3 separate regions of the Homo sapiens genome follow, and regions 1 and 2 are each linked to region 3. The links are chromatin contacts, found by Hi-C or POLR2A ChIA-PET in ENCODE. All regions are on one chromosome and are shown on one strand. Each heading gives the region's core, a stretch centred on a gene start or an enhancer-like site at or near the end of the contact. The rest is flanking DNA. Distances are from core to core; before and after follow the strand shown. Region 1 holds the start of CDC26 (cell division cycle 26). Region 2 holds the start of ZNF483 (zinc finger protein 483). Region 3 holds the start of KIAA1958.

Region 1 (4,375 bases), core at 375-2,874, 790 kb after region 3:
TGAGTTTAATATCTGTTGATGGCATCATTTGTATATTCTCCACAGCATCCCCTAGAGTGTATCTATAAAAACAGTCAGTAAATGTTTGTTGACTAGAAGGTGAGATCATTCTTGAGCACCGTGCTGTTTTTCCATTCCCATTCTTTACATTCTTATTTTAACACAAAAACCCTGTGAAGTTGACAAAATGATTCCTATTTCACACATAAAGAAGTCATCGAAGCAAGCTGTTCAGTTTGGTTAATAATTTTAGCCTCCTATAAAAATTATAAAGGTCAACATGATAAGCATTAAGTGAAAATGATGGAAGTGAAAACTCCTTGAAAGTATGTACAGATACAAATTATTACACGTATCTAGGATGAAACTAAGGACTGTGAAGTATACAAAGGAAGAAATAGTTCCTTCTCCCATGAAGCTTAGGATACTACAGGTGATATTATCAACACAAAACACTGGCACATTACATTTCAAATTCCTTTGTACTAAATCAGGCATTATCTTCTACCAGATTCCAATGCAGACAAATGGTAGAGAAAGCCAAAGTTCCAAAGAGGGAAAGAGAGGGATAGGGATACCTAAAAGGGGGAAAAAAAAATCTATACATTTTACCTTTTCTGCAAACTGCAAAAAACTGGCCACTAGGGAGCAGTATAGATTAACAGTTAAAAGTGCTGGCTGTAGAGGTTAAAGGGCACAGGTTTTAATCCCACTACACCACCGATCCTGAACAATTCGTTTCATTTCTCACTAGACCTTAGTTCCCTCATCTGTATCCTACTCTGCTGTTGTAGGAAGTCAATAACGTAATACAGAGTAAGCTCTTGGAATATTATTTGGCATTTAATAAATGTTCAATAAATAACATCTATTATTGCTGTAATTGTTCTAGGGGGTTGCATGAGGATCTGGCCAGCTAGGGAAACGTCAATATTTTGAGGATCTCCCACCGCCCATGTGGGGATAAAAACCTTATCCTGTTCGTCTCTAATGCCCCAGCATCCAGCAGGGCAGAGAGACGTACAGAGTTACCTGACACCTTCCTATCCATCATCTTACTCTCAATCTGATACAAAGACCAGGCTGAAGACAAATCAACAAAATCAGGCCGAAGCTCCTCCGCCGGGTCTTTATTTGACTTTGGCACTAGCGGGCTCTTCTAGCTTAATCTCCCGCCGCAGCCCAAATCCACCGCCGAGCCATCAAGCTCAGAGGGGGAGCCTGGGAAGACTTCCGGACCATGGAGGAGAACAGTCCTCGTCCCCTAGCTCCAGGCCTGTACCTCGGAGCCCAGGCAAGGGTTTCTATGGTAACATGGTCCTCGGCTCCAAGAAGACGTAAACGCCCCCGTACGCCCGGGGGGCACAGCGGACCCCGGAAGCCCTTGACTCGCTCCAGAGTTCAGCCCCGAGCCGCGCGAGTCGACTCACCTACCTCTTTTCAAGCCGGCCTAGCCCCTTCCCGGAACCTCGGCTCCCCCCCAACGAAACTACTGCTAAGCCAACTGGACTACACTTCCCAGACTGCTTGGAGCCTCTCTCTCCGCAGAACCTCGTCTTCCGCGAGCTTTTCCTGGAGGTTCTAGGAGGGATGCCCCTCAATGCCACGACGCCATTTCCTACTACGACTTCCATCATGCTCCGCGCCGCTCCGGGGGCGGTGACCCCTCTTGGCCCACGTCTTGTCAGTGACGCACTTCCTGTCAGTGACGCACTTCCCCTCTGCTGGGCGCGCGGTGGACGGTCTGAAAGGGAGTGTTCGGGTTTCGCTGGGGCCTCGCGGCTCCAGAGCCCAGCATGGCTTCCTCGCGAGCCTCTTCCACGGTACAGAGCCCGGGATCCCAGCTCACTCTGGCAGGGAGCGCTAAGGGGGAAGGGGATCTCTGCGGGAAGGGGCCGTTAAGGAGCGGGAGAAGGCGGTGGAGGGCTGAGGAGGAAGGCTGCGGGACTCAGCGGTGTCCTACACAGCGGACCACCGTTTTCCTGATCCCTAAGCGCTTTCGTGGACTGTAGCTTATTTGCACCTCTCCCACTACAGCCCCAAAGGGCAAGCATCTCTTCCGACTCATCCAGTAACGGTGCTCTGAAATAGGGAAGTGTCTTGGCCAAGGTTTATGCCTTTGGCAGATCTCAGAATTTTAATGAGACCTACTAACTCCTACTACCTCACGTCTAGGAACGTTTGAAATGTATACACTTGTAATGTTGTAACTTGTTATCCTTTAGCACCGCGTTGGTTATTTCATCTATCCTTAGTATTTCCCCAGTGATAAGCAGTAATCCGGGAAGCATAAAACACGAGATTGAACACTTCCAACGGAATGAAGTAAACAGATTTCAGAGCAAACCTTTCATAGGAAAATACCCGAGAGAACCTCACTAGTTTTATTAATCCCATCAACCAAAGTGAGGGACTGAAACACCCTCACCCTACCTTCACCTCCTCAAATCAATGAAGAGCGTCTTAAGTAGTGTCCAATTTGTCCTTTCAATTACAGAGGAAACAGGACTGTGAAACTCAGGGTGAGCTTCATCCTCTGGTGAAGTCCGGTAAATTGCCAAGATTAAACCTTAGTTTAATGCAGATCTTTGATTTAGCAGGCAACCAAAACTAAAGCACCCGACGACTTAGTTGCTCCGGTCGTGAAGAAACCACACATCTATTATGGAAGTTTGGAAGAGAAGGAGAGGGAGCGTCTGGCCAAAGGAGAGTCTGGGATTTTGGGGAAAGACGGACTTAAAGCAGGGATCGAAGCTGGAAATATTAATATAACCTCTGGTAAGATGCAAATTGTGAGCCCATCTTTACCTCTTTGTGTAATGAATACCTTTCTAAACTTAAATACCACAGTTTTATAATGTCAAAAAATTACAATTTTTTTTTTTTTAAACAGAGTCTCGCTCTGTCGCCAGGCTGGAGTGCAGTGGTGCGATCTTGGCTCACTGCAACCTCCGCCTCCCGGGTTCAAGCAGTTCTCCTGCTTCAGCCTCCCGAGTAGCTGGGATTACAGGCGCACACCACCACGCCCGGCTAATTTTTGTATATTTAGTAGATATGGGGTTTCACCATGTTGGTCTGGCTGGTCTCAAACTCCTGACCTTGTGATCCGCCCGCCTCGTCCTCCTAAAGTGCTGGGATTACAGGTGTGAGCCACTGTGCCCGGCAGAATTTCAATTCTTAAACTTGCAGCTATAAGGCTGTATTTTGCCTACCCCCTTATTATCATGCAGAGAGCCTTTTTCTTACAATCTGTTATATAGTTTTTCTTCTATGAGTGAGCAGTCTTATCAAAAATTCAGTGTACATTTGGATTCAGATTGATTCCATTTGTCTTCTGGAGATCTAACATAGTTCTGGCATTGGTTTGCAGCTAGAGTGGTTCATGATATTCTCCCTTTTGAAGTTTTGTAATTATTTTTTACCCAAAGTGAAATCTTTTTGTGTGTGTGTGTGTGTGTGACAGGGTCTCACTCTCTTGCCCAGGCTGGAATGCAGTGGCGTAACCTTGGCTCACTGCAACCTCTGCCTTTTGTGTTCAAGGGATTCTCCTGCCTCAGCCTCCCGATTAGCTGAGATTACAGGTGCCCGCCACCACACCCAGCTAATTTTTGTATTTTTAGTAGAGACTGGGTTTCACCATGTTGCCCAGGCTGGTCTCCAACTCCTGACCTCAAATGATCCGCCCACCTCGGCCTCCCAAAGTGCTGGGATTACAGGCGTGAGCCACTGCACCTGACTGAGCTATCTTTTTTTATTATAAAAGTAATAGTGGCCAAGCCTGGTGGCTCACACCTGTAATCCCAGCACTTTGGGAGGCTGAGAAGCGGGAGTCTGGCTTGAGCCCAGGAATCCAAGACCAGCCTGGGCAAATAGTGATACCCCATCTCTACAAAAAGTAGAAAATTAGCTGGGCATGGTGACACGTGCCTGTATTCCCAGCTAATTGGGGTTCTGAGGTGGGGGTTCAAGGCTGCAGTGAGTCATGACTGTGCCACTGCACTCCAGCCTGAACAACAGAGCGAGACCCTGTCTCAAAAAAAAAAGTTATTTTCTTTTAAAAGATCAATGTATAAATGTGTGAAGTAGAAAATCCTGTATTTTTAAAATTAATTGATTGTATATCTTTCTGAGAATTTTAATACAGCTAAAAAGTATGTAATTTTTTCCATAAATGAAAACACAATACGTAAATTGTTGTATAACCCCCATTTTTCATTTATATACCATTGAGGATATCTTTCCATGTCAGTAATGAGAGGTCTACTATATTTTAAAAATAAAATTATGCATATTTGTCCTAAGAAATTCAGACAATGCCAAAGGGCATAAAATGAAGACTCCTCTGCAGTAGGGACATCTGTCAGGTTTCTTATTG
Region 2 (3,892 bases), core at 356-2,855, 960 kb before region 3:
ACTGAGAAAACTTTTGTCTTCATTCTCAGCCCTGTTTCTTTTTTTTCTCTTTTTTTTTTTTTGAGACGGAGTTTCACTCGTTACTCAGGCTAAAGCGCAATGGCCTGATCTCAGCTCTTCACAACCTCCACCTCCCGGATTCAAGTGATTCTCCTGCCTCAGCCTCCCGAGTAGCTGGGATTATAGGCATGTGCCACCACACCTGGCTAATTTTTTGTATTTTTAGTAGAGACAGGGTTTCTCCGCGTGGGTCAGGCTGGTCTCAAACTCCCGACCTCAGGTGATCCACCCGCCTCAGCCTCCCAAAGTGCTGGGATTACAAGCATGAGCCACCGCGCCCGGCCATTCTCAGCCCTGTCTCTTCAGCTTGACTTGCTGCCTGTGATAAGCCCACTCCTTTTGAGAGGAGTGGTTCATTTAGTTGAGCTTGCTCTGCCCTTTTGAAGTCTCAGGGCCTTGAATCACCTTGCTCCTTCAGTCTAGAATGAATCTAGTCTTTCTCTCCTAACTCCACCCCTTCAGGGATCATCCAGTTATTAGAACCCTCCAAACAATTTTTCTGGAGTTCTTTGGCCCTTTTTGCAATGCCCCCAATAATCCATGCAAATACTCATTCATAAGCTCAACAAATATCTATTGAGTGCCTGCCATGGGCCAAGTCCTGTTCCAGGACCTAAACACACAACCTAGAACAAATGAAATAAAAATACTTACTCTTCTGAAATTAGTATTCTACTGGAGAAGGCGGACAAGTAGTAAAAAAAAAAATTAACAAACCTATAGGGCATGTTAGAAGAGGAAACAAGAGTAAGGTGGGATTCCTATTTAAGTGGAATGGTGGGAGAGCTTCATTGAGAAGACCTGAAGGGATGAGAGAGCGGGCCGTATGGCCACTTAGGGAAGGAGCAGGTCAGCCGGAAGTACCTGGCAGGTTACAAGAAGAGGAAGGGGTCTATCAAGATTGGAGCAGGAAAGTGGGGAAGAGGTGCGGGAGGTTACAGGGGCTAGATTCCATCAGGCCTTGTAGGCCACTATAAAGACTTGGGTTTTAACTCTGAGTGAAATGGGAAACCATTGCAGGGTTTTAAGCAAAGGAGGGTCATAATTTGACGTTTTTAAAACGTCCGTCTGGCTGTGGAGAATAGCCAAGAGAAGTAAGGTATAATCAAGAAGCTATTGCAATAATCCAGGTGAGCCATGAGGGTGGACTGGACCATGGGGGCAGGTGTGGAAGTCATAAGATTAATATGTGTTTAACTCAAGTTGTGGCATTAATTATGGCTTGCATTAAATGCATCGGTAATATGCTTCTGCGGTGGATTTTTCCACCTTAGATTTCAGGGAATGGAAGTGATGGGAGCGGGTAGGGAAGGTCTGAGGTTACTAAACAGATGGAGCCTCCTGGATCTGCAAACCTCATACGATTCTAGGCCTCTGAGCCTCTGGCGCAGCAATAATTCTGCAGCCGAGCCCACTAGCCGCTTCCCAGTGACCATGCGCAACAGGCAGGTGGGAGCCTATGGAAAGCGCGGACTTTCGGAAAGCTGCACGAGCGCGTTCGGGGAGTCCGGTTCAGCGCCTCTGCGCAGGCGCAGTGGTTCCCGCAGGCTTGCGCGCGCACTCGCTGCGGGACAAGCTTCTGGAAGCTCTTTGCGGTGGCGTTGGTGCTGTTTGCGGATGCTGATGCAGGTACTGGTCGTCCCGGGCCCCGAGTTTCGGGGCCGTGGCCGGGTCGCCGGCTCCGAGGGCGCACTTGGGGCGGGATGGGGGCCGGGAGCAGCCTACCAACGGGCTGTGCGCTGCGCTGCTGCTGCTTCTGTGGGAGGTGCGCACTCCGCTGCGGGATGGGGCTGTTGGCTTCCCTCCATCCCTCCCTGCGCCACTTGGGCACTGTTGACATTTTGGGCGGGATAATGCCTTGTTTTGTTTGTGGTGTGGCGGTGAGGGGGAGGCTCTCCCGTTGTGGCAGGATGTTTAACAGCGTCACTGGTTCTGCCCGTTAGATAACAGTACCACCTCTCGTCCTAGTCGAGCTAACCAAAAATGTGTCCAGACATTGCCAGAGGACCGCTGGGGGGTGAAATCTCTCCTTTTTTCTTCCCTCTGGTTGAGATCCTCTGGCTGCGTCACATTTTCACCGGGCCTCCTATGTAAACTCCCTGTAGACGGAGCCGAGTGTCTTAGTCATCGCGGAGCCCCAGGTGCTCAGCACGGCGCCAGGTACGTGGTGGGCGCCTAATATTTGGCAGAGGAATAAATGACGTCATGCTGCTGTGTGCCGGGCGCTGTACTCGGAAGTGGGTTGTTATTGGTATGGTAGTTGCAATGCGAGGCTGTCACATCCTTCACTTGTCGCATTGTAGTCCCGCTCCGGCTGTATTGTCATTTCCTGGACCCTCTGTGAGCGTGAGGACCCTTTCAGGCCTGTCCACGCCTGGCCCCGCAGCTCATGGCCCCTGGTCTCGTTCCAGCTCATTGTAGTTGCTCCGTCACTTATAGAATGAATGAATGAATGCAACACAGGGCAGTCTGTGTGCAAAGGAGTGCTTTGGGATCAAGCAGAGCATCACACCAGAAGTGACAGTTGAAAGGAGTCAGGCTTTAAAGACGAATAAAAGTTTGGTAGGAGAAAGAAAGCAACATTCCGAGGAGAGGGAATAGCCTTGGTGCAAAGGCTAGGAGAGTATGTAGAGAGAGAGGAGATACTAATTTATGGCTGTAGTGTCAATCGGGTAGCTAGAGCTCAAGAGGTGAGGTCATCAGACAGTGTCTCTAGATCACAATGCCATGGTCCCTGCATGTGAACTTTATCGAGAGACAGTTCGGTGGCTGGTGAGGGACTGTAAGCCGGGGAGTGATAAGATCATATTTTGCATGTTAGAAGGAATTTTTTGGCCACAGTGTGAGACTGGAGTGAAGAACCCTGTACTTAGGCAGTTTCAGAAGGATAGAATGGAGAGGTTCTTAGGAAATAAAATCGCCAGAACTTGGCGATTGATGGGAGAAGTAAGGAGGAAGAGAAATTTGAAAGTCAAATATTAAATTGGGCTTCTGAGTTGAGCAACTAGTGAGAAATGTGTGCCCTTTCATTAAGAAAGGGTAGGAGTTGTTAAATAGCTTTGTGACTGGGTCCCCTTGTGAACCTTTTCTGATAACATTTTGTTTAGGAGGAGTATTCAATCTAAAGCAACTGTTTCCTTAACCCTTAAGTAGCTCCCTGGTTTTTGACTATAAAGAAAATTATGGCTGGGCACAGTGGCTCACGCCTGTAATCCTGACACTTTGGGAGGCTGAGGTGGGTGGATCGCCTGAAGTCAGGAGTTCAAGACTAGCCTGGCCAACATGGCGAAACCCCGTCTCTACTAAAAATACAAAAATTAGCCAGGCATGGTGGTGGGCGCCTATAATCCCAGCTACTCAAGAGGCTGAGGTAGGAGAATCACTTGAACCCAGCCGGGGCAGAGGTTGCAGTGAGCCGAGATCGCACCACTTCACTCCAGCCTGGGCACCAAGAGCGAAACTCCGTCTCAAAAAAAAAAAGAAAGAAAGTTATCCTTTTAATTGAGCAGGGCTTTTCTAGGCCTTTGCTGGTATGTGTGTGGATATATTTCTCTGAACCAAACCAAGAACGATGTTTTTAGGACTAACAACAGTTTTTTTACTTATTTAATGCCTTAATATTTCTTCTTGACAGTTTCTGCAGGACTGTAAACTGGATTCCTGGAACCTTTGATATTCCTGGCTGTGTATAGTGCCTGTTGGTGGACTGTACTGATACTCAACTAGAGTGTGAAGGGACTGGATTCCTGCCCCTGAGACACAATGCAAGCTGTAGTGCCCTTGAACAAGATGACAGCCATCTCACCAGAACCTCAAACTCTGGCCTCGACTG
Region 3 (4,388 bases), core at 1,889-4,388:
AGGAGGACTGTTTGAGGCCAGGAGTTTGAGACCACCCTGGGTAACACAGTGAGACCCCTGTCTCTACAAAAAGAAAAAAAAATTAGCTGGGCGTAGTGGCCCACATCTCTAGTCCCAGCTACTCAAGAGGCTGAGGCATGAGGATCGACTGAGGCAGGGAGGTAGAGGATGCAGTGAGCTGAAATCACGCCACTGCACTCCAGCCTAGGCAACAGAGGGAGACCTTGTCTCAAAACAAAACAGAACAAAACAAAAACCTAATGGTTAACACCAGAGTCTTGGAAATAAGTTCCTCTCCTTTGTGCATGTGTTTTTTAAGGGCATAATGCCTATAGACCTAATAAAAGCATAATCTCACAGGTCTCCTTTCTTCTCTCTTTCTCCTCTACTCCTCCTGAGTAGCTGGAACTAGAGATGTGGGCCACCATGCCCAGCTAATTTTTTTTTCTTTTTGTAGAGACGAGGGTCTCACTATGCTACCCAAGGTGGTCTCAAACTCCTGGCCTCAAGCAATCCTCCTGCCGCACCCTCCCAAAGTGCCGGGATTATGGCCCTCAGCCAACCCACTAGGTTTACTGTGATTGCTTTCTCTAGGATCTTCGTTTTTCAAGTCCTAGCTGCCTTAATAGACCTGACTCCAAATTTTGTATCTCCAGGCCAGTAAGACTGCCGGTAAGCTCTAGGGTGCTTCTTTCTGACTTCTACACTCCTAGACACAAATCAACAATGCCCTGAGAAGGAAAAGCGGCTGAGAATGCAGGACTCACTTCAGAGTATTTCTCTTCTTCCTGGGGGGCTCGTGGACTCTCAAGCCTTGGATGACAGGGTTGCTCTCCAATTGTTTTAAACAGACTTATTTATTTTTTTAAACAGCTTTCATCGTTCTCAGTGGCAGAGTTAGTTTGTTCAACAAGGTACCTCATCATGGTTGGATGCCTGCATCATTAAAAAAATTCATTGTAGTGAAATATCCTTTAAACAAATAAAATTAGATTTGTTTTGAAGTTGATTGTGGCAAAAACAATTTAAAATTTACCTTTGTAACTACTTTTAAGTGTACAGTTCGGTGGTGTTATATTTACATTATTGTGTAACATCTCTAGAAATTTTTCATCTTGCAAAATTGAAACTCTGTACCCAGTAAACATTATATCACCATTTTCCCCTCCCTCTACCCTCTAGCAACCACTATTCTACCGTCTTGTTTCCACAAGTTTGACATAATCCCACAGTTTACATACCTCTACATAGTTCATATAGGTCAAATCATAACAGTATTTGTCCTTTTGTGACTGGTTTATTGCACTTGGCACAACATCCTCAAGGTTCATCTATGTTGTAGCCTGTGATAAGATTTCCTTCCTTTTTAAGGCTGAATAATATTCCATTATATGTATATATCACATTTTCATTCATCTCTTCATCTGTTGATGAACATTTGGGCTGCTTCAACCTCTTGGCTATTGTGAATAGTGCTGCAATGAACATGAATGTGCAAATATCTCTTCGATATCCTGCTTTCAATTCTTTTGGATATTTACCCAGAAGTGGGATTGCTGGATCATATGGTAGCTCTAGTTTTAGTTTTTTGAGGAACTTCCCCACTGTTTTGCATAGTGGTGGTACCATCTACATTCCTATCAGCATTGCATAAGAGTTCCAATTTCTCCACAAGATCCCATCTTTAGAATATGCAGCAATTAACTAGGGGGTTTTCATTTTTGGTCTTTTTTGTTTGTACAAACATTATTGTGTCAACATTTACACAGATTTTAAATTTCAGCCTAGACCTGGAAGAGTGTTGATAGAGGAAGGTGTTAAGAACATCAACCGGAATCAGCTCTAGAGATGGAGAGGGGTTGGCAGAAGCTACCTAAAAGAGAACATGCTTGATGTGGTAATGAAGTTACCTGCTTGGATTCTGGACGACCCTGGATATTTTCTCCTTTGCTAAGAAGTTAGCTTCTTTCTCTCCCTCAAAAATATTCTTCTCTTCCCTTACCTACTCCAAGGGTACAAGTGACTGGGGTATGCCTGTCACAGATGAGGTGAGGCCAAGATGTGGGCACTACGTAAGGCCTGACAGATATGGTGTAAATGTTATTTATTACCATGATTACTGTTTTGGAGATGGTCAGTGCTGTAAATAGAAAGGGAGTTAAGAGCAGACTCTGAAGCCAGACTGTCCGGAATGAATCCAGGCTCCTCTAGCTACTATCTATGTGATGTTGAAAAAATTTCTTAATTTCTCTGTGCCTCAGTTTCCTTATCATAAAATGGCAATGTTAATAGCACCCACTATGTAGAGTTCTTAGGATTAAATAAATTAATATTCGCTAAGTACTCAGTGCAAACTGTGGGCACACAGCAAGTACTACGAAAGTGTTAGGTAAAATAAAGGTGGACCAAGCCTGGTAGCACCTAGCAAGTCCAGCTTCATCTTTGCTGTGCTGAGTCGTGTAGGTGGTGTTCTTGTGTCTCTGGTTTGCTGGAGGACCTAGTTTTAGTGTATTTTAGGTATCATTAAGCATCCCCGCTCCCTCGATGGGATAGGGGTGTGTGTGTTACAGGTGGTTGTTGGGCACCTTCACGGGGCAGCGGTGACTATGGGCTGTACGTAGTATCTCGGTAGAAAGTGTTAATGCACATCCCTGGGCGGAGAGGTAACTCTACTCAATGCGTTATAAGGGAAATCACACACCTCACGGATGGTGTAGGTTCTGTCTGCTCCTTGCGTTTCAGTGGAGGTGCACAGAGCTCCGGGGGGCATCGGGGACCGCGGGCCCAGGACGTGTAGTAGGGAGCAGTGCTGTACACTTCCTCGGACCATAGCGGGGACGGCGGGTTCCACACCTGTCGGGGCAGTAGGGACTGAGCTCGTGCGCGCGGAGGATGGATTGCTCCAACCTCTCGGTCCAGCGCGCCGGCCGCCGCGTGCGAACGTGTGTGCGGCAGGAGGCTCGATCTACACCTCCTCGGGGCAGCAACGACTGCGAGCTCGGTGCGTGCCGTAGGAGGTGTCGTTACACACTTCCTGTGGGTCTCGCCGACCACGGCGCGTTTCCGGTGCCGGCTGGAGCCCGGGGTCCGAGCCCCCGCCCCGCTCGCCGGCCCCGCCCCGGCCCGCCCGCGCCCCGCCCCCTGCCCGCCCGCCGCGCTCCGAGCCGGGCGCGCGGAGCTCGGGGCGCACGGAGCGGCGCGCGGCGGTCGGCCGAGCCAGGCTGGCGCCCCCGCCCCCCGCCCCGCTCCTCGGTCCGCCGCCCGCCGGGCGCCTTCCCCGCTCCACTTACCTTTGGTGCCCGGCCCTCTGGCCGCTCTCCTCCCGCCCTCGCGCCCCTTCGGCCCGTCCCGTCCAGCCCGGGCTGCCCGGCTCTCGCAGGCCCCCCCGCGCCGACCGCGTTCCTATGGACAGACGCACAGACACCTGCAGGTGGGTGAGAGCCCGCGCGCGGGGCGGGGACGAGTGCGCCGACGCCGCGACCCAGGCGGGGAGCCCCTTTGTGTGGGGGGCGGCCGCGCCGGGGTCGACTCTGCTTCCCCGTCAGCGGCCGCGCGGTGACCCGGCTGAACCTTCCTTTTGTCTCCTCTCGGGGGAGCGAGGCCGGAGCGAGGGCAGGGACCCGGGCGGCCGCTCGTCGGCAGCGCCGGGCTTGGGGGTGCGAGGCGCAGAGACCCCCGGTGGCGGCTCCGGTCCGCCTGCCCCGGGCCGCCCCGCCGCCCGGCAGCTCGGGTCTCAGCGGCGGCTGCAGGCGCAGTGCGTGGGGCTGGCGCCCCCGCTCCTGCTCTTGGGTCTGTCGGAGGTGGGAAGGAGGGCGGGAAGGAGGAGGAAAAGGTCTGTCCTCTTAGTTTCCAAGTCTTGAGATGCTTATGGAGAAAGAGAGGTGGTTCAGGGCTCTGCCCCACTAGTTTTCCTCCTCGGGTGGCTCGCCGAGGTGCGTTTGGGGCGTGTGTGAAGGAACGTGCATGGCTTCGCTCCCTTATTTATTGTTTCTAACGGAGGAGGGCTTTCTCCAAAAGGCTCTTCCGCCCCCCCACCCCCATCTGAGGCTGCGCACAGTGATTTGTGTTTGTTATCAAATATATCGAGAAATGTATTCCCCTGGGTAGGAGGAGGTTGGACTGAACAACGTCAAACCAAAATCAAAGAATGTTTTTGGTTCCTTCAAGTCTTTTTTTTTCTTTAAGGTTTTAGATTGGGACTTTAAAAAAAATGAACGTGGCTGTGATTTTTACAATTATATGTATTTAGTGTGTGTGCGTGTGTGTGTGTGTGTGTGTGTGTGTGTTTTGAAGTTTAGGAGTAAAGTTTTGTTTTTTCCCGAACTCGTTAGGATTCGCAAGACGGAATCCTCTCCCGACGAAATAAACAGCTAACAAGCCAGTCAGGT

What was found. A loop is a pair of places that touch in the nucleus more often than their neighbours do. ChIA-PET counts read pairs that join two places held with the same protein, here RNA polymerase II (POLR2A). Pooled maps may share reads with other maps.
Region 1: a loop to region 3 is called in a pooled map, with 8 times the contacts of the local background. The contact joins the promoter of CDC26 here to the promoter of KIAA1958 in region 3. A Hi-C loop is called at or near these places in 1 of 37 single-sample maps with no recorded cell type and 8 of 50 pooled maps.
Region 2: a pooled map shows a loop between it and region 3 (13-fold over the local background). The contact joins the promoter of ZNF483 here to the promoter of KIAA1958 in region 3. A Hi-C loop is called at or near these places in 1 of 168 maps with a recorded cell type or tissue (naive thymus-derived CD4-positive, alpha-beta T cell) and 4 of 50 pooled maps. POLR2A ChIA-PET finds 5 or more read pairs at or near these places in 2 of 52 experiments (H1 and activated CD4-positive, alpha-beta T cell).

Annotation. Positions count from the first base shown.
Region 1 is chr9:113,273,948-113,278,322 of GRCh38, forward strand. It overlaps CDC26 (cell division cycle 26), which reads right to left and starts at 1,625. Exons shown (of 4, transcript NM_139286.4): 1 at 1,435-1,625. PRPF4 (pre-mRNA splicing tri-snRNP complex factor PRPF4) reads left to right here and starts at 1,711. Exons shown (of 14, transcript NM_001244926.2): 1 at 1,711-1,823; 2 at 2,601-2,778. The coding sequence starts at 1,797. RefSeq lists enhancers at 736-1,591, 1,359-1,698.
Region 2 is chr9:111,523,574-111,527,465 of GRCh38, forward strand. ZNF483 (zinc finger protein 483) reads left to right here and starts at 1,606. Exons shown (of 6, transcript NM_133464.5): 1 at 1,606-1,689; 2 at 3,695-3,892. The coding sequence starts at 3,823. RefSeq lists a silencer at 1,509-1,858 and enhancers at 1,959-2,158, 2,270-2,769.
Region 3 is chr9:112,483,689-112,488,076 of GRCh38, forward strand. KIAA1958 reads left to right here and starts at 3,139. Exons shown (of 4, transcript NM_133465.4): 1 at 3,139-3,430. It overlaps HSDL2-AS1 (HSDL2 antisense RNA 1), which reads right to left and starts at 3,956. Exons shown (of 5, transcript NR_171779.1): 1 at 3,291-3,956; 2 at 2,702-2,853. RefSeq lists an enhancer at 2,618-2,677 and silencers at 3,108-3,167, 3,248-3,737.